Regions from separate parts of the Homo sapiens genome. Here region 2 is linked to region 1. Evidence: chromatin loops called from intact Hi-C (ENCODE). Cell type or tissue: OCI-LY7. All regions are shown on one strand. Each heading gives the region's core, and the rest is flanking DNA. Links, peaks and the distances in the headings are about the cores only.

Region 1 (12,668 bases), core at 3,095-11,094:
TTTATGTATTCTTTTTGCCTTCCTTTATTATATTGAATAGAAGTGATGGTTGTAGGATGTCTTATATTGTTGCCATTCTAAAACGGAAATTTTTCTTCATTAAGTATGTTGTTGCTACAGACTTTTTGATTTTTGGTATGCATAGATTCCACCTAGATTCCTTTCATTGAACCAGTCGGTATATCCATCCCCCAGCTACTGTAAATTCTTGGCAGTTCAAAGTTTTTAACTGTCTCTTTCTACAAGGAGTAATTATCCTTGACCAAACTAGAGCCACAGGGACAATCCATGGCTAATCACTGACTGATATTGAATTGCAAAGACTGTCTGCTTTTTAAGTGCCATTGAAATGATAAGGAAAGAAAATGACAGGCTTGTATTTATTAATCAGCAACCTAAGATGAAATATGAGAGTCAAAAATGGTCCCTGGCAGCATTTAAAACAAACACGCAAAACCAAACAAAACTTACTTCCTGCAGTGGCAGAAACAAACAAAGCTGAAGGCCAAGGCAGAATTTATTTTTTGAGAGTAGGAGAATTTCAGAAAAAGCTGAATTTTCTTTGTCTTGGTGAAGGTCCTAATAATAACCAAGTGGGATCTTAGAGACTGGGGATGGGAACATCTAGCCTGAATTTCTCTTTATGTGTGCCTGTCCATAGACAACTTGAGTACCCTCACAACATGGCAGCTGGCTTCCCCCAAAGAAACAGAGCCACGAAACCAGGCAGAAATTGCAATGCCTTTGAAAATCACATCCCATTACTTTCACAATATCCAGTTGGTCAGGCAGTTGGGGTCTTTTCAATGTGGAAAGGAACTACCCAAGGACATGCCCATCAAGAGGCATGGTCACTAGTTGCCACCTTGAAGGCTAGCATTAAGAACATTTGTGATTCATGGAAGGATATCAACGTATCAACAGGAACAGGAGTTTGGAAGAAATTGATTCTAACTTTCATAGATGACTTTGAAGGGATCAAGACTTCAGTGGAGAAAGTAACTGCAGATGTGGTGGCAATAGCAAGAAAATGGGAATTAGAAGTGGAGGCTGAAGGTATGACTGAATTGCTATAATGTCACAATCAAATTTTAATGGATAAGGAGTTGCTTCTTATGGATGAGCAAAGAAAGTGGTTTCTTAAGATGGAATCTACTCCTGGTGAAGATGCTATGAACACTGTTGAAAATGACAATAAAGGATTTAGAATATTCCATAAACTTAGTTGATAAAGCAGCAGCTGGGTTGGAGAGGATTGACTCCAATTTTGTAAGAAGTTCTACTGTGGATAAAATATTATCTCATGCCACAGAGAAATCTTTTGTAAAAGGAAAAGTCAATCAATACAACAAACTGTCTTATTTTAAGAAATTTTCACAACGACCCCAATCTTCAGCATCCACCAACCTGATCAATCAGCAGCCACCAACATGGAGGCAAGACCCTCCACAAGTAAAAAGACTGCAACTTGCTGAAGGCTCAAATGGTCATCAGCATTTTTTAGCAGTTGAGTATTTTTTAAATTACAGTATATATGTCCATTGTCTTTATTAGACATAATGCTATTGCACATTTAATAGACTATGGTGTAGTGTAAATATAACTTTTATATGCACTAGGAAACCACAACATTTGTGTGACTGGCTTTATTGCAATATTCACTTTATTGTGATGATCTGAAACTCAATCGGCAATATCTCTGAGGCATGCCTGTATTTAACATTTAACATTTTTAAGAGACTGTATTAGTTTGCTTGCGCTGCCATAACAAAATAGCACAGACTGGATGGCTTAAACAGCGTAAATTTATTTTCTCGCAGTTCCAGAGTCTAGAGGTCCAAAATCAAGGTGTTGAGAGGTTTGGTTTCTTGCGAGGCCTCCCTTCCGGGCTTGTAGACGGCAACCTTCTCACTGTGTCATTACATGGCCTTTTTGGTATAGAGGGAGACATCATGCACTGGTGTCTCTTTCTCCTCTCTTTGAAGGAAATCAGTCCTATTGGATTAGAATCCACTCTTAGGACTTCATTTCATCTTAACTACCTTCTTAAAGGCTCTATCTCCAAACCCAGTTTAATCAGGGGTTAGGGCTTCAATATATGGATTTTGGAGGGACAGAATTCTGTCCATTACACCCTCCATAACCCGATATTCCTGACTCATCTCTCTTTACTAACACAAATGCTAAGATTCTGCCACGAGAGTATTTTAAGCATAAAATGCACATCCTCCCTTTTTTCTCTAGTCAAGATTTTATCCAGGTCAAACTTCTCTGGTTTTCCCCAGTTCAATGCAGAAATAATTCATACACCATCTTTGCTCCTTTATAATGTTTTGCCTAAATCATTAATAAAACTAACATAAGAATAGTATTTTTCAATGCTTGTAATTCTTTCGTGCCTAATGTTCCCTATTAAATATCACAATCGCTGTATGATACAATTATTAATAAGATCATTTTATGAATGTGGTAACTGAGCCTGAAAGAGAGTATTTATTCATTCTATCACAATCAAGAACATTAAGGAATGAGCTTTTTGTAGATCATGGCACCATTCACTGATATATGAAACATTGAGAGTAAAGCAGGGTTTGTGGGAAGAGTCATGTTTAATTTGGCACATATTAAGTTTGAGGTGCCTATGACACATCCAAGTGTGTAAATATTATATGGTTACTTTATATAGCTAGTCTTGTGTTAATGTACAAGTTGGAATTTTATCTTCTCATTTCATAATGTTAGCACAAGTGCTAAAATGGCAAATGACCTCTTTTATTCTATGTCTTAAAGAATAATGCCATAATTATTTCTCTATTCCATACACGTTTCCGATATTCTTTTTCTCCCCATTATCCCCATACATTTCAAGTTAAAGACAGCCACTTTTTAGAATCATAGAAGTGTACAGGACCTGCAGTGAATATGACCTTAAGAAGTAACCTATATTTAGTTCTCTTATTTTACAGATGAAGAAAGCAAGGTACGGCTAGTTAAATGATTCACCCAACATCACACTTACTGCCCATATGGGGACTAACATTCAGATTTTCTAATTCCATTTCAAGAGACGATTTCATTAGACCCCTGATTCCCTAACAGTATTTTGCAGAACATAAATTATATAAGAAGTTCAGTGAATGAAATGATTCAAATGTGTCTGTTAACATTAAACACAATCCCCACTCCTGGAGAGTTGCAGTGAATGACCTGTTTAAATTTATTTAACCCAGCATTTAATGACACTTCCCCTTTACCACCATGTATTAATGTCAGTAGGAGATGCAATGGGGAGTGCTACACTATGCCACCCTTGAATATGATGTTGGTGAGTCTGAAAGGGACTTGTTTGCTCAGCTGGACAAGTATTATCCTGCTGAGATAAGGTTAGGATGATGCAGAAGGAAGTAGTTTCATTTGCTTTGGTAGATTTATGCTGCTATTGGAAGGCAGAGGACATACAAATGAAAAAGTTTTAGTAATAAATGAGTATGGGATTGTTTTAATGACCCACCTAAATGTTATTAATCTTATGACAGGGTGAGTTTTTGAAATATTTGATTTCTTCTAGGTAAGGAGTAATGTAAATACACTAAATTAGGAGTCCAGGGTTTCCAACTGGAGAATTGTACTTTTCATGTTAGTTGCTAGGAACTAGGCAATAAAGTTGTTGTGCTTTTATCTGGCAAAAAAGTTTGAGGAAAGACAGGAAAATAATTAAACAGAGTTAGAGTTTAATGCTGAGTAATTAATTTTGTTGCCTGAAGTAGTAAAGATGGATAAAAAGAATTCATTATAATGGAAATCTCAGCCCAGTTTTATGGAAGCACCCTGACTTGAATTTGAAAGAAACAGAAGTATTATTAATAAAACTTACATATAAATAGGAAGTGAAAGATTATTAATGCAACCTATATACACCTCAGTGATACAAGTTTAATCGAAACCATAGACAGTCCTGAGAAAAACAATATGCTAAAATATGAAGTGTTATAAATACATGAAAGAACATTTACATAATTTTCCAAGTCATTATAACAAGAGAAAGGCATTTTCATCCAGCACCAGGTATAGATGCAAAACGTGATTCACTTAAATATTTATTTATAGATAATTACTGAATAAGAACAATTTTGATGAATATTAATTTCTATTTAAATGTTATACCTAATGAATAATTAAGCCAATAATTTAAAAGTAAAATATTCCTTGTTAAAGATATGTCCTGCTAATTAAAAAATTTAAAAGATTACACATAAAAATTATAATGTGGGCCAGATGTGGTGGCTCACGCCTGTAATCCCAGCACTTTGGGAGGCTGAGGTGGGTGGATCACCTGAGGTCAGGAGTCGAAGACCAGCTTGGCCAACATGGTGAAACCCCATCTCACTAAAAATACAAAAATTAGCCGGGCATGGTGGCGGGTGCCTGTAATCCCAGCTACTCAGGAGGCTGAGGCAGGAGAATCACTTGAAACTGGAAGGTGGAGGTTGCAGTGAGCCAAGATGGTGACACTGCACTCCAGCCTGGGCAAAAGAGCGAAACTCCATCTCAAAAAAAAAAAAAAATATAATGTGGAAGTGGAAAGGACATTCATATAAATGTCTATCCAGGATTTTGCCAGCATCACTGTAGCTGGAAACTAAGAAAAATCATAGATCAAAAAATTTCTCGTTTAAAAAAATACAGTTTGAAAGTACAATTTTTTGTTTTTTCATAACAAAGTAATCAAACTTATAACTACTATCTATATTAATGTAAAGGAAACAAATGTAGTGTTATATACACTACACCATTAATATTTACATACATTAATGGAGAAAGTCAAATGTGGAAACACTTCTGAACTTAGAAGTCTGCCAGTTATGAGCTCTATGTACATAGACCCTTCTGTGTCTTTCAGGAAGTGGAAGAATTACGTAAATTGTAATCAGCATGCGAATATTAGATATTTAACTGGAGCAGTCAGTACTACTTCCCCGATCTCTCACTTGCTGAGAGATAATGAATTCTTTATTTCCAGTAAAGGCAAGTTTTGTTCCTTGGAATCGTAATTATTGAGATCCAGTGATGTTCAAGGCCCCATGCTAGAATTATGAATAGGCAGCTCTTTGCTTCCATAAATTTATATCCCAAGAGAAAAGCAAATAACTCTTTGCAAATACAATGATGATAGGAATTGTCATAAGCAAGTTACACATAAGGTACTATGAAGCCTCAGAAATTATAATTATTACTTTCAATTGTAATGACTGGAGAAAGTTTGGCATGCACACTCTGACATGAAGGATAGGTAAGATTTGATTTGCAAAAACAAGGCAAGGGATATTCTAAAGGGAATAAAGATCAAAAGGAATGCTATGGCTCTACTACAGGCACTTTGGGCAAGTCCCTGTAATTACAGTAAAGGGTACTGAAGAAATAAAATTAAATTAATTAAAATAAAATTAGAAATAACGTATAAATAGGAAAAAATAGCTAGTAATAAAGCATAAATTAACAAAACCTTATTTGCAATCTAAAAGATTTTAAATTAAGGGTTAATTTTAATTAGCCAAATGCAAGGGTATTCTACAATGAAACTGCATGTTTTTGAAATTAGAGAACATAACGTATTATACTAAAATACAACTGGCTAGAATTTATGGGTAAAAAAGTCAGAACTACTGTTGCATCAAATTCCCACAAAATGGCTTCTTGAGGTAAAAAAAATACCCACTGTTGCATAAATGCCTTCCATGTGCTAGGAAGTACACCAAATCCTTTGTATGTGTTACTTTTTCCATTTATTCCTTACAATATATGAAATGTATGCAATCTCCCTTTTAGAAAGAAAAAAGCCTAGGTAGATAGTAGGTAACTTGCTAGTAAGTGCAAAAGGTAGGAATATGGGCCAGTATGACCCACAGCTTGGCCTCTTAACTATTGCATTACTGCATCCCAAAGTAATATGGTTTCCAAGGAGTACAGAAACCTTACAGAACCAAAATAAAAGCATGTATTTTTTTTTAAATCAGATTTTGCCCTTTCGTTTTAAATTCAAAGCTCGGGCAATACAAGCCCTCTTTTTTTAAGCAGCACAAACATAAGTTTTCACATGAACTCAATTTAACTGCTAGTTAATGAGTAAAACCTAAACTTTAGTCCAGGTGTTGCCCACACACTCTGCAGTGTCAAAAACTGGAGATGAAAATGCTGTAACATTTACAAACAGGTTGCTCTGAATTTGTTTCCCTACAAATACCTTGTAATTCTGCGTTGCAGCTGGTGGAAGCATTTCTAATGCACATTATGCCACATTCTTTGCCATGTTTTTAGGTAATAGTTGGTCTGACTTTGATTTATTGAAGTACAGAGGCGGACAGCCTCCAGCTTATGAGAAGCGCCCTACAAAGGCACGGATGTTACCGCACTGTGACTCAACTATTGCCTTATAGTTCTAGTTTTGCAAAATTAATATTGAAAAATACAAGCAATGGGCATATGTTCTAATTCCTAGTGCCTGGGCCTCAGAGCCTCCAGCTTAGCCCAGAGCAGTGCGTAGAGGAAGAAGGTATTCCTGGAGTTTAGAAACACGCCGACGCCCCTTCCCAATACAAAAACTACCACCCCACCAAAGGGTCCCAGACAGTTCAGAAAGGTCAGAAGCTACTTCCACCGCTTTCCGTGCCTGTTTCCGCCTCCAATTTCACTTCCGGGGAGGGGACTTCCGGGCCCTCAGCCTTAAGGGGCGGGAGTTAAAGAGGAGTCGGAAGTGGCACCAGCACTTCCGGTACGGAAAACTCGCTGCTGCCCCAACCTGGCTTGACAGGCTTGGTCTCTGCAAGTGGCTCTCAGCCCCTTCTTCTTTCCTGCCTCACCTTCCAATTCGTTTGCCGCCGCCGTCCCGCAGCTGCTGTTTCCGGAGTTGCCCCTTCCCCATGTTCCGGGGCAGGAGTCCGCAAAGCGAAGATCCGCCCGCCGGTTCCTCATCATGTCCGAACTGACTAAAGAGCTGATGGAGCTGGTGTGGGGCACCAAGAGCAGCCCCGGTCTCTCGGACACCATTTTCTGCCGCTGGACGCAAGGTACCCTGGCGGGGCTCTCACACTTGCAGCCGCTGCTTCTTTTGCCCTGCGAGAGTCCGCCTGTGACGCCTCTCGCTCCAGCCCCTCGCGTGCCCCGCTCTCTGCCCCAGTCGCCGTGCTCAGCGCTGAAGCTGGACTTTCTAGACACGCCCTGCCTTGCCTTGGTGGGGAGAGTTTGAGTAGGAGAATGGTTACAGCTGCCACTAAATACCCGCAGCGCTCTTTCCATCCTCCGGGCTGCCCTTCGGCTGGGGAGGAGGAGAGGGTGGCCCCTTGCTGGGTTGCAGGGCGTGACACGGAAGATGCGCCCCGTGCCCCGGTGTCACTTTCTCAAGGGGTGCTGTGGCCTTCCGCATCTTTACCCCCTAACAGAGCTGTCTATTGGTGGTGGTTGGTCTATTTTTGGTGAGAAGGAGGGACGTCCAAGGGAAAGTCCAAGTGGCTAATTCCAAAAAGCAGTTTTTTGTTTGTATTGTCATTATGTGGTTAGGCGTGGTAGTCTGTGTATAAACACTGTTATTTGCTAAAAAGTGTACTCTTGGCCCAAAGTATCCCCGTTTTTTATATGGTTTATTATCTGTCACGGTTAAAAAAGGAATATGGATCATAGTACTTCCTCGGCCGGTATGCTTGTAACCCAGACAGGACTTTTACTTACATGAAGAGTCTTAGTACAAATAATAATGAAATAAAATAAGCATTTATTGAATTCTTGCACTGTAACAGGCTGGGCGCTTTATACTAGTAACTATCCCTAATTCTTAAGTTTGGATAGGCAAACAACTGACACATTCCTAAAGGTGACTTAGGAAAGATGATGATGAGGTTAAAACATAACCTTGAGTCAGAAGGATCAATAATTTATGTATGTAAAACACTATTATTATTAAAACATCTATTTAGGGAACACCTGTTCCCGAAATAGATTGGGCGGAATTTTGGCATAGTAAATATAAACCCCTATTTCAAAACGTGTATTTTGTAACAAAAATTCAGGATTTACGTAATCTCTCCCTCCCTCCCACATGTTTGTTTTAAGAGCTGGTAAAATTACAATTACGATGTATTGTTAAGTTGGGATATTTAGTCCCTCACTGTTGCTTTGCAGGCGAAAAAAATTAGTTGTAAAGGTAAATGACTGGGCCAAAGTTGCACAAATCGATAGAACTGGGAGTGGATTCCAGGTCTCTCGATTCCTAATATACCTCTGTTTTCATTATCTTCCTTTGAGTTCCCAAACCCTACATGTAATGACTTGGGCTCTTTTTTTTCACATTCAATTATGTCAGTTACCTAATCTTGGGCTTCTTAGAGGGAGATTTTATTTTAACACTTCCCACTTTGACTTACTTATTCTAATAGTAAGCAGCTCTAAAATACTGTGAAAGACTAAGAAAAAATTTACTTCCATTGTAATCAGTTAACATTTATTAAACATTTTACAAAGTAGAATAAGATAATATTCAGCCCTGTTTATATTTATACTGTAATGCAAATACAAGGAAGATTCAGGGTGGCAGTTCTAGTAATGGTTAAGAGCACAGTCTGGAATAGATGTACTTGGTTCAGGTTCATGTGATTTAGCTTATTTAAGCCTCAGTTTCCTTCTCTGTAAAGTACAGATAATAGACCTTACAGAGTTATTGTGAGGATTAGAGGCCATGTAAATAATTTAGGTGCTTAGCACACTATCTGACGTATAGTGAACACTCAGTATATGGTAGCTGTTTTTATATTATTTTAAAAAGTGTTTAATTGTAGACTATGCCAAATTCACTCTTTGGCTTTTTCCTGACAATTACAATAAGTTGTTTATTTGATGGCTAATCATTATTCTAAATAGAACTTTATAATGACTTATTAGAACGCTCTGCCACCTTTAATCATGCAGAAATTCTTTAACAGGATTAGTTCCATCAGTACCATTTCAAAATAAAGGATTTCTTTCTTTTTTTCGTTTACAGGGTGCAGTTAGTTATATTTTGGATATGTAGCTCTTCAAGGCCTTACACTGATTAAGATTTTAAGGCAACCAAACATATATTTTTGAAGTTATCGCCTCTGAATCAGAGGGGTCCTGTTACTGGTTTTGATATGTTAACTGTTGTATTCATTTGTTTGTTCTTTGAGGCCATTGCTAAATATTGCTGTGGCAGTCCTTTGGGATTGTGGGAACAGGCACAAGACACTGCTTTGCTGCATTACTAATGTGACATCAACTCTGGCTTTATTTCATAGTCTGTGATCGTGTCTTCAGTTGACAACTGCAGTCTCATTAGTTTTCTGGAAGCAAGATACAGATGTAAGATGTTTGGCATGAATATTTATACAATTATGTCTAGAGATATTTCATCTATAAAATTATATTGATTGATCAAGTTAAATTCTTTTGATATGGTTGTTAAAACAATAAGCTGCAGGAGTGGCACATAGTTGTTTTTAATTGGCTTGACATTTTTAGATAATTCTCTTCTACAAATCCCTGTTCGTTTTAAAAAATGCGGGGTGTTTTTTTTCTTCTTCTTTTTTTGGGCAGTTTTAATTTTAAAGGCAATAAGCCATGTAATTTAAGGGCTTAAAGTTGGCAGGGTTTTATTTTAACGTGAAAATTTATTCTTCTCTCTGCTTTCCTCCTGCTCAATTGCCTATAGTACTTTTTAAAGAATAGCATATAATTTTCACTTCCTTAGCTCATTAACACTATTTATCCTCCCCCCTTCCCACAAACTACACCAGTATTCCAAGCTCTTACAGTTGAGAGTCAGTAGGGTGGGAGGGAAGACAAACAGTAAATATAACGTAGCATAAATTACACATGTACAATAAATAGTTTGAAGATGAGGAAATACAGAGTTCTGGGTGGGGTGTCCTGGTCAGGCCTCATTTTAAGATGAGATTTGAGCAAACACTTGGAGTCACTCAGCTAGTCATGCAGAAGTCGGAAGAAAGAGTGCTCCAGGCAGAACAAATGGTAGTTATAAAAAACTTCACAGAAAATACACTTGGTCTGTTTAAGGAACAAGAAGGAAGTTAGTGTGGCAGGAGGGGGAATAAAGGAAAAGGAGAGTAATAAAAGATGATATAAGAAATGAAATGGCCCAAATCATATAAAGCTTTCTAGGCCATTAGAAGGACTTTCACTCATCTTATACATGAAATAGGGGTCCTTCGAAGGTTTGAAGCAAAGGAGAGATACTACTTGACAAGTTTTTAAAGGACTGATCTGCCTGCTGTGTTTGAGGATAGACTGTAGTGGATTGGGACAGCAAGATCAGATAAGAGACAATGGCAGCAGTCCAGGGGAGAAAAGATGCTATCTTGGACCAGAGTAGTGGTAGTGGAGATGGTAAGAAGCGGACAGAGTGACCACAACCAAACAGAACCAAAATAAGAATCAGCTAGACCTAACAGAAGTAGTATTTCTTGTATAAATAAAAACATTTTGACTTATTTGGAATTTATTTTCTTTTCAATATTGATTGCTTAGCTCAGTGTTTGGCAAACTTCTTTAAAGGGTGAGTGGCCTTTTTATTGCCTCTCAGCTCATTAATGGTATTGCAGCAAAAGCAGCCATGGTTAGTATGGGTGTGGCTGCATTCTAAAACATGAAAGCAGATGAGGGTTGTAGTTTGCTGACGCCTGAGGGAGAGTGTAAACTCTTATAGCCATTTTTCCTTCTTCCAATTATTTTCCTTCTTCCAGTTATTTTATTGTTTCTCCTAAAGACTAGTCAGAGAGAGATTTATTTTTGCTATTTGTAGCAGTACAGTGGGTGGGTTTTTTTTTTCTTTTTCCCCAGGGGAAGAGGGGCGTGTAGGTGTAGTTGATTGAAATTAGAGCTTTGGGCTTTCAGTGTAGCACAATTTTTGTTACGTAATATGAAAAAAAGATATTTAACAAATAACTTAGGAAAATTGAGGGATCCATTAAAATATAAATATAAAATATATTAGGAGTTAATACAGTTGGGTTAATTTAAGGTTTAAAGGCGTGTTTGGGTATTTATTTTAATGTGATTTACTATTTTATCAAAGTAATAAAATGACACACCAACATCATTAATTTTTCTTCCAAAGTGAAGCTAATACTGTGGATCACATCGTTTAAAAGTTTTTTTGTTGTTTTTGGAAGTTTTTAACATTCTCTTATATATATTTTTCCTTTCTTCAACATACCTAAATTATAATTTGCCTAACAACCAATATTTCTTAATTCGTAATTGGTAAGCATATATGACAAAATTAATTCCTTGGTACTTTGAATATATAATTTGTTTTATTATTCAAATACTTGAAAGTATCTGTGATAATATCTTATATTTGTACTATATTTTACAGCTTATGAAAATCTTACCTAATCTTTGCAACAACCCTGAAAGATAGGAAAGAACAAATGTAGTTATCCTCATTTTTTTAGATGTGAAGTCCAATTGAGATATTTGACTCAGCCAGGATGTCAAACTAAGTCTTTCTATAGCCTTGTTTACATGGAAGGCTAGAATTGTAGAAGGTATAGTTGTCAAAATGGTGTGCAAAATGTGTATATGTATAGTAAGTAATATGAAAACAAGAGATTGAAAAATTGCGATGAGGTTCATGGCTCAGGTTTACCCTGGTTCTGAGCTATAAAATGTGAAAATGAGAAAGATTTTTCTGTGATCTGTAGTACTGTGTAATGTGATACAAAATTGTCTACGTAGGATTAGGTGTTTTAAGATGGGTAATTTCAGACGTAATCAGGAAAAACGGCCATTTATGGTAAGTTAAGTCCTTTTAAAACTAGGAAATAATTTGAGTATGAGAACTCTTGAGAAGAAAAGTAATGCTGTGTCCTGAGAAATTCAAACTTAAGTAAAACCTTATTATGAAAAGAGAAGTCTACTCAGCATAGTCCTGTTTTAGGATAGAATACTTAATTTTCATTTAGCTGACTTTATTTCATTTTGGCTCTACTAGCCTTTGTCCGTTATCAGTTAACACACTCAAACATGTATACTGGAATTAAACAGAATTTGGCATGAAGCATAACTGCTTAGAATTCACTCCATGGGCTTTTAATATTAAAAGTACAAAAGCAACTCACTGTAACGCATTTCCAACTGAAAGCCCCACCTGTGGATAATTGAGTTACATGATTTAAATTTTTAAGGAAGGCAAGATCCATTACTAATTCACACTTTAATTTCATACACGAAAAGTTTAGCAGATCTTAATTTTGCCTCTGCACTTGGGTACAACACTAGGGTCCCTTTCCTTATTCTCAGTAGAAGAGCTGGCCAAACAGTGAAGATTTCATCTCTTGTTCCTAGGTTGGACCTTAAATTTGGTTGTTTTAACATAACCAGAAACCTTAGTTGTCACTTTCTTATTAAATTTGTTACATGTATCTTCTCTATTCCAGTTCTCCATTTGTCCTATTTTTGATCTCCCAGGCTGCTGTGTATTGCTGGAGAAAATTGTGTCCAGCACCAATACAAATGTAGTTAAATCTTAGCTGAGCCCTCAGTGCTTCTCTTAGTTCTTTCCTTATGTTTTTTGGAATTAACACTTTCCTCAATTCTGTACCCTTCTCATTCCTCTCACTCTCAATATAACACCTGTTCAC
Region 2 (12,668 bases), core at 2,913-10,912, 73 kb after region 1:
TTAGAATAACTGACCTAGAAGGACACTGAAGGTACCCAGGAGTATTTTTATATCTTTATCTCACTTTTAGCTCCCACCCCTGGTTGATAAACCCAGCTCTCTGACAGGTAGGTGGATTTGCAGTCACGCTGTTAACACTGTGCTGTGGGTATATTCCTAATTAAATAGGCGTGTACAGGCCAGTCACCATTTATAGCATTGCCTCTATGAGACCACATCTTCCATAGTGTAAACAAGTGATTTAGTACTGATCGTTTGGAGCATAAACCTGGTATGAAATTGGGGATCTATCTAAGAATGATGTGTGGCATTTGCGTGGAATGTTACGATTTCTGAAGCACTTTACCTCCATGACCTCATTAAAACCTTGCCACAAACCTAGGAGATAGGCAGGGATCATCATCCTTGTTTTTGTTCTTTGGAGAACAACCTTTTGATGGTTTGAGTCACTTCTCCAGAGCCACATACCTAAATGTGAGAACCAAGACTAGATTTTAAGTGTTTCAGCAATCTTTCCCCTTCTCTCTACTACCAGTATCTTTCTTGAAAGGCTAAAGTCATAAAAAGGTACTTTTTAACCTTTCTAAATTTAAGTTTACTTTGAACTGTTAATTTAATGGAGTAAGGATTTGATATTCTCGCTTCTAGTTGAGCAATTTCTGCCCATTTCAGAATCTTGAGGATCTTAGGAGCCCAGTACTTATTTTGATATCAAGCATACTTATAAAACAAGGTCAAAAATATAGTTTTTAACTGTTAATTTCTCATTTGAATAGTAACAAAATTGTACTTTCTGTGGGACCTTGATGTATCACCTCTAGATAATTGGCTCAGTTTAATCTCAGATTCAGAAAGGGGAGACTAGCACACTTACTCAGCTTAAAGAGAAGCAGTTATCAGGTCTATTCAAAGTGTTCCACATGAGCTTTGGAGAAAGTCCACAGTGTTTATTTTTGTGTGTCTTTTTTGTGGAAGAAAATGTTTGGATATGTGCTTCGTATTCAGGTACATGTTTTATAGGAATTATTGTAAAATGATTGATAAAGATATATTAATATGATCAAAGATACTGGACAACAACAATTCTCTAGTGCCTCTGGATACCAGGAAAATGGCTCCATCCGTTACGCCTCACTAGCTGTGTGATGTTGGACGAGTTCCTACCTCAGTTTTTCATCTGTAAAATGGACTTAAGAGTAACTTTATATGATTAGTCAGCACTCAATACATTAACCATGGTGTTGTTTTTTTAAAAAATGTGTGGCACAGAGCTTATTCCATAACCTCCAAAGACATCAAGGTCTACATAGGTAGTGTCTGAACTGCTAATCACAGGTTTTCACATTATACATAATGAATTTTGTTTTCTTCTTTCTCCTTTATCCCCTCCCCCTTGTACAATTATATGTCAGGAAGCAACACCATTTCTTTTAAATCTGAAGCTGTTTGTTTTGTTAAGTTGCTAAAATATGTTGACAGCCATATTTTGTCTGATTTCAGTGTACTGCATTTTTTTAATCTTTAAGAATAATTGGACTATTGTAGGTAGAGCTTAATATACACCACTCCCTAGGCATTCTCTAGAATTGCCTTGTCTTTTCTGTTCCTTTTAAATAAATGCTCCTCCCTGTGCCCTTGCTGTGGCCTCCCGTCACTGTTAGCACTGTTTCTGTCAGGCATCCCCAGCTAACAGTTTTCTGTATAGTGCCACCATATTTTGTACCTTTTCCATCCCATAATAAAAGTGAATTTGCAGTACAAGCTATAAATGAGCTACTTATTTATGAGCTTGTATCATTAAAAGTAACAAATGTTAACGAGCAGCTATGAGTCAACCACTGTGCTAGGCCCTGGGGATCTGGACTCCCTGCCCTCCAGAACTCATTGCCCACTGGGGAGCCAGAAGTAATGCCAAAGAGGTCTGGAAAAGCTCAGCTCTGGTGTGTGACTTGGCCTTGGGGAAAAGGTCACTTGCTTTTTCAATAGGAATATAGACCTACAATTTAATAAATACTAAGGCTTTATTAAATTCTATTTTTTTTTTAATTCCCAAGAAACTGTAGTCTCCCTCTCCCACAGTGTATGGAAAATGTTAGTCTCAAGTACAGTGGGCTTCACAGTTTCCTTATAAGCTGTTTGTTGCACAACTCTGAGAAACCTTTTTCCAGCTTCTCTGTTAGTTTTGAGTATCCAACATTTGGCTTCTCTTCCTGCAGTGTCCAGTTTAGCTAGTATCTCTGTTAAAATTGAGACCTGCTAGGCTCTCCTGTTTATTTCTTAATCTTTCAGGACAGAAATCCTGATTGTTTTATATTTCCTTTGAAAGCCCAACTCAGGTTTCCTCCCAGTTATGAAATAGTTATCTTATCCAGGAAATTACATGCCTCACTTTCACTGTCCTTCATCAGCGCTCCTTTGCATTGAGTTATTCCTCCCCACAATCTCTAAGGACTTGACACTTTTAGCAATCTGGATATTCAACTGGTAAAAATCTTTTAAAATTTTAAACCAACAGCTTTTTTCCTCCTTTCAGCCACAATCCAACAGCATTACAGTATGTACATGCTAGCCGTTTCCCATCCTGGCTGCTCTGCCCTCTTTTGCTTGCCCTGCCTCATAGTCCCCATTCTTTTGTGTTGATATCTATGTAGTTAATTTACCAGTGTATGCAAGTTCTATTTTTTTCTTTTAGTTCTTCATAGATCTGCTTGACTAATCAAATGGTATTCTCTGAGATTTCCTTTGCTGTTGACTTTGAGGTTGTCTTTTCATCTTTGTGCCTCTGTTTCCTTATTCTCTAGGGAGTCAGTTGGTGAAATGTCAGATGACCTAGGTTTCATCTGTTTTTACACTTAATGATTCTGGCCTTTTTCTAAGGAATTTTTTGTAGGTATGGTTAACATGTCAAAGTAAGTCTTCTACAAAGGAAAATAATTTTGAAATCTCTTCTAATCTTGAGTATATTAAAAGTTTTGAATTATTGAGAAAATTCTATTACATCTTTAGTTTTAAAATACTAAATGTACAAAATGTAGAGTTACTGACCGGGTACAGTTATGGTTACACTTCAGAATATCTGTGCTTATGAGTTGTAAATCTCATAGCTACCTTAAAAATGTTTAAGCTTGAGGTTAATCATATATAAGCATGTTGTTAAGAAGGTCACATTGTTGTTTTTGTTGTCATTTGCCAATTAGCTCTTGGTTGGGGTGGGAACTGAGTTGCAGGTTATGGTTTCTGCGGAAAGGCTGCCAGCCATGACAAAGTACATGCTGTCAGTGCTCCTGAAAAACGGTGTACAGACTGAGCATCCCTCACCCGAAAGGTTGATCCTCCAAAATTTTGAGTGCCAATATGACACCGTGGAGCATTTCAGATTTTGGACCAGATCAGGGATGTTCAGCCATTATATATTTGCAAATATTCATAAACCAGAAAAAATTTGAAATCTAAAACATTTCTAGACCCAGGCATTTTGGATGAGGGAGACTCCACCTGTAATATCAAATGGATATAGCCTATAAACACAGAAACCTAATTGTTCCTGTCTGTTGGTGGCCACATAAAGCCTGTTTCACATTCGGAGACGCTGAGCCTTTAGCTATGACTTAACTTAAGCAAAATCAGTGATCAGACTCATCAAAGCTAAGCCCACAGAGCCAGAGCTTGAATGTTTTCACAAGTGCCTTCAACCAAGGTCGTCTTTATTCTCAGTACCTCAAATTATTGGTAACTTAACAAACTGGAATTACTCTAAACCCTTCACTTAAAAAATTGCACATTTTTAATTATTCTAGATGACTCATAACCTTTTAGTCAAGGCCAATCTGTCTTCAAATGGGTAAACAGCTCCTTATGAGGTTTAAGAATAGAAAAGAGGTTTAAGAATAGAAAAGACCTTTCTACAATCATAACTTCATTCCTTTCTGATAGAGATAGTGTACAATTCCACACCCTGAAAGAGCAACTGCACACTTTATTCTGTAGTTTGATTATAGGAGCAGGGCTTTTGGACATCTTGTTCTCCATGGCAAGATTTTTTTTTTAATCATCTAATCCCTGAAGGACATTGGAAGCTGATTTAAAGCTGAGACAATCTTCAGGAATGAGTAAATGGATAGGGAAAATTGGGCACTGTACATTTAAGGAATAAACAACTTTTGTTTAAAACCACTCTCATTTCAAACTACCCCACAAGGACTTTGTGTGTGTCATGGTCTGTTGCATCATCAGAGTTTGGACCATTTTCCATAAAGTAGTCATCATCAGCATTAGTTTGACTCTTCATTTCAGGGCTGTTTTTTTTAAACCTACAGCTTTCATTTAAATCACCAAGTCTGTTTTAGAATACCTTTGCTGTTAATCTGTCAGTTGTCTAAGTATCAGTGGATCACTGACATTCCTTCAAGAAACTAAATAACATTGTGACAAAGGGAATTTGTTGGTAAAGAATTATTTTAATTGAATTGTTAAATGCAAATGTAAAGGTTTACTTTGTTTATTGAAAGATAAACCTAAGATTTTAAGTAGAAAAATATTTTACCCACTTAACGCTGTAACACTGTTTAAAGATCAAGTAATTTGACTTTAAGCTTTCGTCGGAGTTCTCAAGTTAAAAAATATTTTTAAGTATTTGCCGATGTTTCCAAGAAAACAAATAGAAGAGGGTCTCTAATAGCAATAGGCACTATGCCTAAAATAAACTTAAGGAATAGTATGTTAACTCTTTGTATTTTTTATGCGATTTTTTTTTCCTGGAACCTGATCAGCATTAATAGCATTTCTTGAAGTAAATTCTTATTTCAAGTTGTTTCTGATTTTTTCCCCCCTAGATAATGGATTCATACCCGATTCACTTCTGGAAGATGTGATGAAAGCATTGGACCTTGTTTCAGATCCTGAATAGTAAGCTAAATAGGAAGTGTTATTTAGCCAACTCAAAAAGATTCGATTAAGTTTAAGACATATTGTACATTTTTTGCCTTTTTAAAAATCTATATCTGCATATATGAAGCATAGCAATCTATGTAAGGCAAAGATTAAGAAATCGAACTAATCCAATATTATAGCAGACTTGACATACTTAAATTGAGTTTCCTTTCCCACCCAGCAATTACTGTCCTGCTTTTTAAAAAATGCTAAAAGTGTCTTTCTATAAACTTTAAAAAGTTTCTCTGCAAACACTTCCCCACGTCTTAAAATTTTATGTGACATTAGTATCTTCAGTAAAGTAATGACGGTTCTGTGTAGATGGTGCTAGTTGCCCTGCTTAAATAACCAGCAGGCCTCTGACTTTCCCTCTTAAATAAAGATGATCAAAGATATCTAACATTTCTAAATGATTAAATTAACTGACCTGAAACTTTTAGGGATGGCTGCAATATATTATGGCATATCGTTTTTCAGTATTTTCTTAGGATCCTGTCATTGTCTTCATTCTCACTGTTATGTTTTATGCATTGTTACATCTACAACTTCCTCTGTAGATTAAGATCTTTAGTTATTATCCATGAAAAAATAACTCTTCTTAAGTGGATACATGTATTGATCAAATATGGGAATAAAAGTTAAGATAGGACCTTTACTCCTTTTTTCAGCATAGTTTTTCCTTCTGCAAGTTTTTCTAAGAATGCAAAAACTTGAGCTTATCAAACATAATGAAAGAGTTCAGCAAAAGCAACAGGAAACATTGGTAGACACCGTTTTTAGAATTTGGTCTTGTTCCGTTTTTAGATGAGTTCAGTCATACTTTCTTTGAAAGTATGCAATACACATAAACTAGCCACATCTGAATTAATGTGTCTCAAGCTTACTACTCAGAGCTGTGATTTCATCCATTCTCAATAGTTAGAAATATTAATAAATGAATAATTGTTTTCAATTTAAAGAGAAATTCAGAGTGTTGAACTAGTCCAACAAATGGTATGATAGTAATTACTATACTTCTTCTAACTTTATTTCCAAGTAGAGACCATGTTGTTTACACTGCTCTAATTTACAAAAGAGAATTAACTCAAGTAATTTTTGTTACTGACCAGCCTAAGACAAGGAAGAGAAAGAAGAAAGTTTTTTTTTTTCCAAATTCTTCCATAGCTATATATCATCTACCTAATTTTCCTTGTTTTATCAGATGGAAAACGTACCTTGAATCATGAAGTTAGTACAATTGATTCAATCAGGTTGTTTTTCTTGAAGTAGTTGAAAGATTGGACTGAAGTATTCACTCTACTTTGGCCTATTTACAACTGTAATACAGAATGGCCCATGAAATAACTGGGCCATCCTAAGGATTAAATGAATTAAACACAAATGACCCTGCCTTCATTTGTTTCATCATAACTTCCCGGCCTTACTCAGACTCATTAAAATGCCATATCCTTTGTACAGTATACTATACAAGAATGATAGCCACAGGCCCACAAAAGTATCTCACAGGGCCAATACTAGACGTCAGGTAGGAGGTCTGTGAGGCAGCCTGACCCAGGTGTTTCCGGGAGAGATGGCTATGTCAGCGCAGATGCAGCTTTCATAAACCTTAAAACATAGCTTACCCTCACAAGAATAGCTTTAACTCCTTTTGTGAAAGGCACACCTGGTAACTGACCCAGACCGAAGAGGCAAACTGAAAGGAGAGAAGTTGCCCCTGAGGAAGGTGGTTGACTAGAACCACCTGAAATCCCCAAACACAACACTTTGCATGTTGTGTAGTAAGGTAGATTTAACTTGGCCTTTATAGTTTGAGATAGCAAGGAAAATAAAACTTTTCTGAAGACTATTTTCATTTTTAAACCCATTAAACTGCAGTCTGCCTTCTTCTGCCTTCTTCTTCCTTCTTTCTAGTCACACATAACACCACCTGTCACCAGCCTTGGTACACCTGCATTGTAAGGGCTGGTATGCACTTTAGGCTGCTGCTGGACCAATACAGTATATATCAGTCACTGTCATTCATGACGCATTAGCTCTTTGAGAATTAATGTAGCTCTTTAACCTTCAAATTACATTGTCTATGAATTTTAAGCTGCTATCTCATTTAGTTTTTAAAAGTAAGCTTTTTAAGAGATGTTTTCTATTATCTGATGTACCACTGCCTTTTGACCCTGTATTTTAAGCCCAAGGAGAAAAAGAAAAACATTTTGTTAGTTAAATGCCTCATTTGTTAAATTCAGGCATACCTATGAAGCAAAGAGAATTTGCCTTTGGGAAGTTACAAGCTTGAGTTTATAAACCTTGGTTTTTAAATTACTTTACCTAATAAGGAACAATATTCCAAAGTCATCACAATTTAAATTTTAAATAGTAACAGATTACTCTAGTTTAAAAATAACCAAGTTTGGCAAATTAGATGTCATTCCTGTGTATTTGTCATTAAGGTTCTAAAAAGAACAGCTCTTAGTGTTTTTGGCAGCCGAATGTGTTGTAGTACCAGTAATTTAATCATGAAAGAAAAGCAGCTTTTTTTTTTCCTCTGGTATCCACTGTTTTTCTTCTTTCTCCCCGTAGTATAAATCTCATGAAGAATAAATTAGATCCAGAAGGATTAGGAATCATATTATTGGGCCCATTTCTTCAAGAATTTTTTCCTGATCAGGTAACATAGTTGAGGAAATATATTCATTGTTATTCTGTTGGGATGATTACCTGTGATTGTTTGCAGCATTTTCTCTTTCTGTACAATGTCCTAATGCGCAGATATGAGACTGAGAAAACACCGTTACATGGAAACCTTCCCAGACAGAGGGAATGTGTGTTCGAATACGGTAACGCAGTGCCTTGATGGGGAGGGCAGCAGAAGATGACGCAGACACCAGTCTATACACATAATGATACGGAGAGAACAGTTCGGAAGTTTGAGGAGTAAAAAGAGAAAGATTCTCTTTCTCCACTCCCACCCCCACTTTTCTTCTCTCAGGAAGCTGTTAAATACTGTGAGAAGAGGTCAAGGTGGCTGTGGGTAGTAGAAGCCCCTAGCTAGTGAAGCTAAGCTCCTGGAGAATTAAAACCTAAGTGGGTCTGGGCCGTTTCCCATTGGGACATGTCTTCCACTGGGCTTTGATAGGAGCTCAGTTACCTGGAATAGCAGAGGCATCTGGGCCAACCTGAATGTTTTTGAGTTGTATCTGCATCATTGGCAAGCCAGTTCTATATCCAATACCCATCTTTCTGTCTTTGTTCTCTAAGTGAAGCATTTTACCACTAAATCAAATTACTTAACTAGATAACAGATATCATGGTCATTTTATCAGATATCAGTATAGTTTGCACTGAAGTTCATTGTTGCAATAGACATTCCAATTTCTATTTTACCGCTATTATTAGAGAGACATATTGACAAATAGAAAAAATTTAAAAGCAAGAGGGAAAATTTCAAAATATAATTACTAAAATTCAGAATGTAATTGTTAAAAAAGATTGTTAAACTCAAGATAAAATTGTTAAGAAAGAGGTAAGATTCAAAAAGTAACTGAGGATATCACAATGTAGACAATGTAGACTACTGGACTTCTTAAAACTTTGGTCTTAAAGCCTTCATGAAAAATTAGATTTTATTGTCCGACATTAGACCCTTCAGTGTGATATCCTCTTTGTTCACATTCTGACTGGATATCTGGATTAATAATACATTATACCATCTTAAACTTTGAGACAGTATTAATTTTAATTATATTTCAAGGCTGCTATCGGAACTTTTGATAGAAATGTTGATTCTTAGTTATAATAAAAAGAATATTCCTGTTTTTAATTTAATTTGGGGAAGATTTTGAAAAGTGAGAAATGTAAAGTGAGACAGTTACTTGTAGTAATTTTTTAGGTAAAAAGAGGGTTCTAGTCCCTTCTCTTTCGCCTGTAACAGACATTTCCATTTGGTTGTACTGTTTGTTGCCTCTGTGTTCCTCTCTCACTGTTTACTTGTTGCCTGCTATTCTGAAGACACTCTCCACCTGGGCCTGGTTTGTCTCATTGTCTGTATAGTTCATGCTGTTTGCCTCCCACGAGCATGTGATCCTGCTCTTGGTTACCTTTAGAGCAGTGAGTTCTCAGTATGATCTCCAAGAGCTTGTTAGAAATGCTAATTCTCAGGTTTCTCCCTGAAGCAGAGACTTTAAGGGTGGGTGCAGCAATGTGGTCTAACAAGCCCTGCAAGTGATCTGGAGGCCCAAGTTAGAGAACAGCTGCTTTAGAGGAAGACCTGTCACAGTCCCACCTATTCCCATCTGTTCCCATCCTATAGCAGCTCAGACGCCCTCGGTGTCATAGATCTTTTCCGATCATGCCCTACATACCACTGATGTCCCCTTTCCCCTGTAGCCACAAAATGCATAGTGACTCAACACTCCTTTTGGCAATTAGTCACATACTGCCTTGTCCCTAACAGATGAATATAGTGATCATTCCGTAAACTATTTATTTATTTAAGATGGAGTTTCGCTCCTTTACCCAGGCTGGAGTGCAGTGGCACGATCTCAGCTCACTGTAACCTCCGCCTCCCTGGTCCAAGCAATTCTCCTGCCTCAGCCTCCTGTGTAGCTGGGACTACATATGGTGGCCTGGCTAATTTTTGTATCCTTAGTAGAGATGGGGTTTCACCTTGTTGGTCAGGCTGGTCTCAAACTCCTAACCTCAGGTGTTCCACCCGTCCTGGCCTTCCAAAGTGCTGGGATTACAGGTATGAGCCACCTCACGAGGCCCAGTAAACATTTATTTAATCAGCCACAAATAAATGAAGTTGCAAAACTGGAGTGACAAGGACAGCCAGGAAAATATTTAACTTCGGTAATCTTTACAATGCTTCAAGTAGGTCCTGTGGAAGAACACTTATTTGCTATGATGTAGAGGCTGATGCAGGAAGAAAAAAGTGGTAATATTTATAAGCTTTTCAAGACCATTCGTTTAAATAAGAATAGCAGAAGCAGCTCCCCTTTCCCAAGCACATACTCTCCATCAGGCACTGTGTGCCTTCCAAACACCATACTATTATCTTCCCCATTTTGACAATGAGGAAATTGAGGATTAGAGAACTTAAGACGATTGTTGAAGGTCATACACTAGGTATCTTAGTAGCTGATTCAGGAATTTTTTGACAATGAGGAAATTGAAGATTAGAGAACTTAAGACAATTGTTTAAGGTCATACACTAGGTATTTTAGTAGCTGATTCAGAAATCCAATATAGTCTGTCTAACCACAGAGTCTATGCACTTTACCAGTGGGCTACACTACTTTTTGTTGGTATTTCTGTATTTTATGCCAGTTAATTACTGGAAATAGGGAATATAAATTATATTCAGTTACAGGAAAATGGTTATTTAAGTTCAAATAATTTAACTCTGATAGCCAAGAGTCAAATTATGTAACTAATTGCAATGACTCCTGTAATTAAGGAAACGATCAAATTGATTTTTCTATTTTCTGTAAGGCATTTTGAGTGGGATACAAAACAATTTTAGGCTTTAGTTGGGAATGTAAGACATGAAAAATTAAACAGTCTTTCAAAATAATAGAAGAGATGATACAAAGTAGTACTATATGATTCCTTCTCAAATTATTTAGACAATTGTTATGATAAAGGTTAAGTTCCAGTGTAGTAAAAAACTAACTAGTGTGTCCAGGAAAAACTTTACAGAAAAAGTAAGATTTAAACCAGGTCTGGAAAAAGGAAGGAGAGGAGGGCATTTTAGAGAAGAGTAAAAAAAAATCATGAATGTGCAAAAGGCCAACAAAAGATCTTTTCATGATGAAATGAGTCATGCTTGTCCAAAACAGAATTCAGAAAGGTGAGTAGTTGGAGATAAGACTAAAAAGGTAGATTAAGCCCTGTATGATTTTAAGACTCATGATTGCAGGTCACAGAACCTCAGCCTAAATTGGCATAAGTGAGGGGGAAAATACATGAAGGGGAAGGAGTAGCTCAGGTGAATTGAAGAAGCAAGCACCGGGAAAGTGCTCCTGGAGTCCTTGAACAGCACTGGGAGGTCTCCACCTCCCATCCCCTGTCTCTAAAGTGGCTACATTCTCACAGCCTATCTTTCTGTAGGAGCTGAAGCTCCAGTTGCCAGCAGCTGTCTTCCCTTAATTCCAGTTGGAAAAAATTCTAAGGAGGGCCATGTGCCTGTTTGTATCCATCGGATATGGCCAGGAAGACAAGGGGGATCTATCCAGGCAGACTCAGCCAGGGGCCCTGAGGGAAATCACTGGGAGCCAGGCCTGTAATGGCCTTGAACGCCAGGTTAAGAGGGTTGAACGTGATCTTTAGCTAATTGAAAAGCAAGGTTAAGATAGTGGGAATAACATGACCCATTTTTCTACAAGCTTACTCTGTTAGTGATATATAGGATATCCTTTCTTTATTGAATATTACTGAAATCGCCTTAAGCATTATAAGTATGTTTTCATTTCTCACAGTGCTCTTTTCACTAATTAATGGTTGACAATATTCAAATATTGGATATTTTTTGGAAAAGAAACCACTAATTAAACATCGTGGGCCAAATTGGAAGTATTGGTACATACTGGAAGTGTATTTAGTCTGAGTAAAAGTGATGCTACTGCTTTTCTCAATTCATTGAGAGGAACAAATTATTTACATAGAAAAGGAGATATACTTTAGCAAATGTTTTAGAAGCTTGTCTTTTGAAAAAAGTTATAGTGATACATGCACATAATTAAAAAAAAAATAAGTTAGTTCTGAAGAGCTTATAATGGAAATCAACCTTCCCTACTTTCCAGCATCTTCTTCAGAGGCAACACTTTCAACTTCAGGGCTTTCTGGTAGTTACAACTCCATAAACCTAAGTTCCTTCTTTTGTCAAATGAGTCCCCAGTCAAAGGATAAGGATTTGAGAAACATGCATTTTACTTTCAGTTGATTAGAAATTGCCTGATATAAATATAATTTAAAGTGTTAATAGTCCTTTATTTATAATAGGGCTCCAGTGGTCCAGAATCTTTTACTGTCTACCACTACAATGGATTGAAGCAGTCAAATTATAATGAAAAGGTATGATAATTCACGTAGTCGTCGGTGTTCAACTGGGTTGATGAAATAATTATGTGAGTATGTAACAATGTTCGATTCCCGTACAATTGCTACCTAAGATTATTCCAGGAGTCTCTTTACTATGAGGACACATTTTAGAATCAGCCATCTTTGGATTTGACCAGTATATGTTAGTCTGCATTGGAAACTGACATTGGACTTCAGAGCAGTAGTTTCACCATGACTAAATACACCCCCATACAGATCGTTACCCTTGGCAGTGTAGCGTGTTTCTAAATCAACATCGTAGTTAGTCCAGTGAAAGTTGTTACTTATCCATTTAAAGGAAGAAAGAGGTAACAGTGAGACTTTTTACTGGAAAAAATATTTTTAAATAAATAACCTTCATAGTCAGCATATATTGAGCATTTACCCGAAATTGTATTAAGTACTTTGCTTAAGTTTCACAGCACCTTATGAAGGAAGTGTTGTCTGTATATCTCCATTTTACAGGTCAAGCAGCCAGGAAATGACAGAGCTGGGAGTGAAACTTAGTCCAGCTCAGAGACCATGCTCCTACCCATGATGCTTTGCAGCTTTCCTTTGCTAACCGTTGACAAAGCACATAGGTGATTCACTGCCAGGTGTACTCAACCTGGCGTAAAGCTAGAGTTCGGCTGCATTGATTTCCC

The links. A loop is a pair of places that touch in the nucleus more often than their neighbours do. Peaks named below come from ENCODE experiments on the same cell type or tissue, not always from the same donor. Only the 100,000 strongest peaks of a DNase experiment are listed, where the experiment ranks them.
Region 2: a loop joins it to region 1, with 2.6 times the contacts of the local background. A loop is called at or near these places in 2 of 110 quality-filtered maps.

Annotation. Positions count from the first base shown.
Region 1 is chr10:15,854,602-15,867,269 of GRCh38, reverse strand. MINDY3 (MINDY lysine 48 deubiquitinase 3) reads left to right here and starts at 6,763. Exons shown (of 15, transcript NM_024948.4): 1 at 6,763-7,064. The coding sequence starts at 6,971. LOC124902383 (a long non-coding RNA gene) reads right to left here. Exons shown (of 4, transcript XR_007062071.1): 4 at 8,470-9,347. RefSeq lists an enhancer at 6,972-7,021. In OCI-LY7, for the core only: no CTCF peak of the experiment used is centred there; DNase peaks (open chromatin) are centred at 6,759 and 7,279; H3K4me3 peaks cover 2,849 bases; H3K27ac peaks cover 1,500 bases.
Region 2 is chr10:15,781,484-15,794,151 of GRCh38, reverse strand. MINDY3 (MINDY lysine 48 deubiquitinase 3) reads left to right here. Exons shown (of 15, transcript NM_024948.4): 12 at 4,833-4,905; 13 at 7,504-7,591; 14 at 11,926-11,997. All of the region lies in intron 1 of LOC124902383 (a long non-coding RNA gene), which reads right to left. Among named protein-coding and RNA genes, the nearest start is that of ITGA8, 68 kb to the right of the region's middle. RefSeq lists a silencer at 9,916-10,116. In OCI-LY7, for the core only: no CTCF peak of the experiment used is centred there; DNase peaks (open chromatin) are centred at 5,721, 6,511 and 6,891; H3K4me3 peaks cover 306 bases; H3K27ac peaks cover 1,483 bases.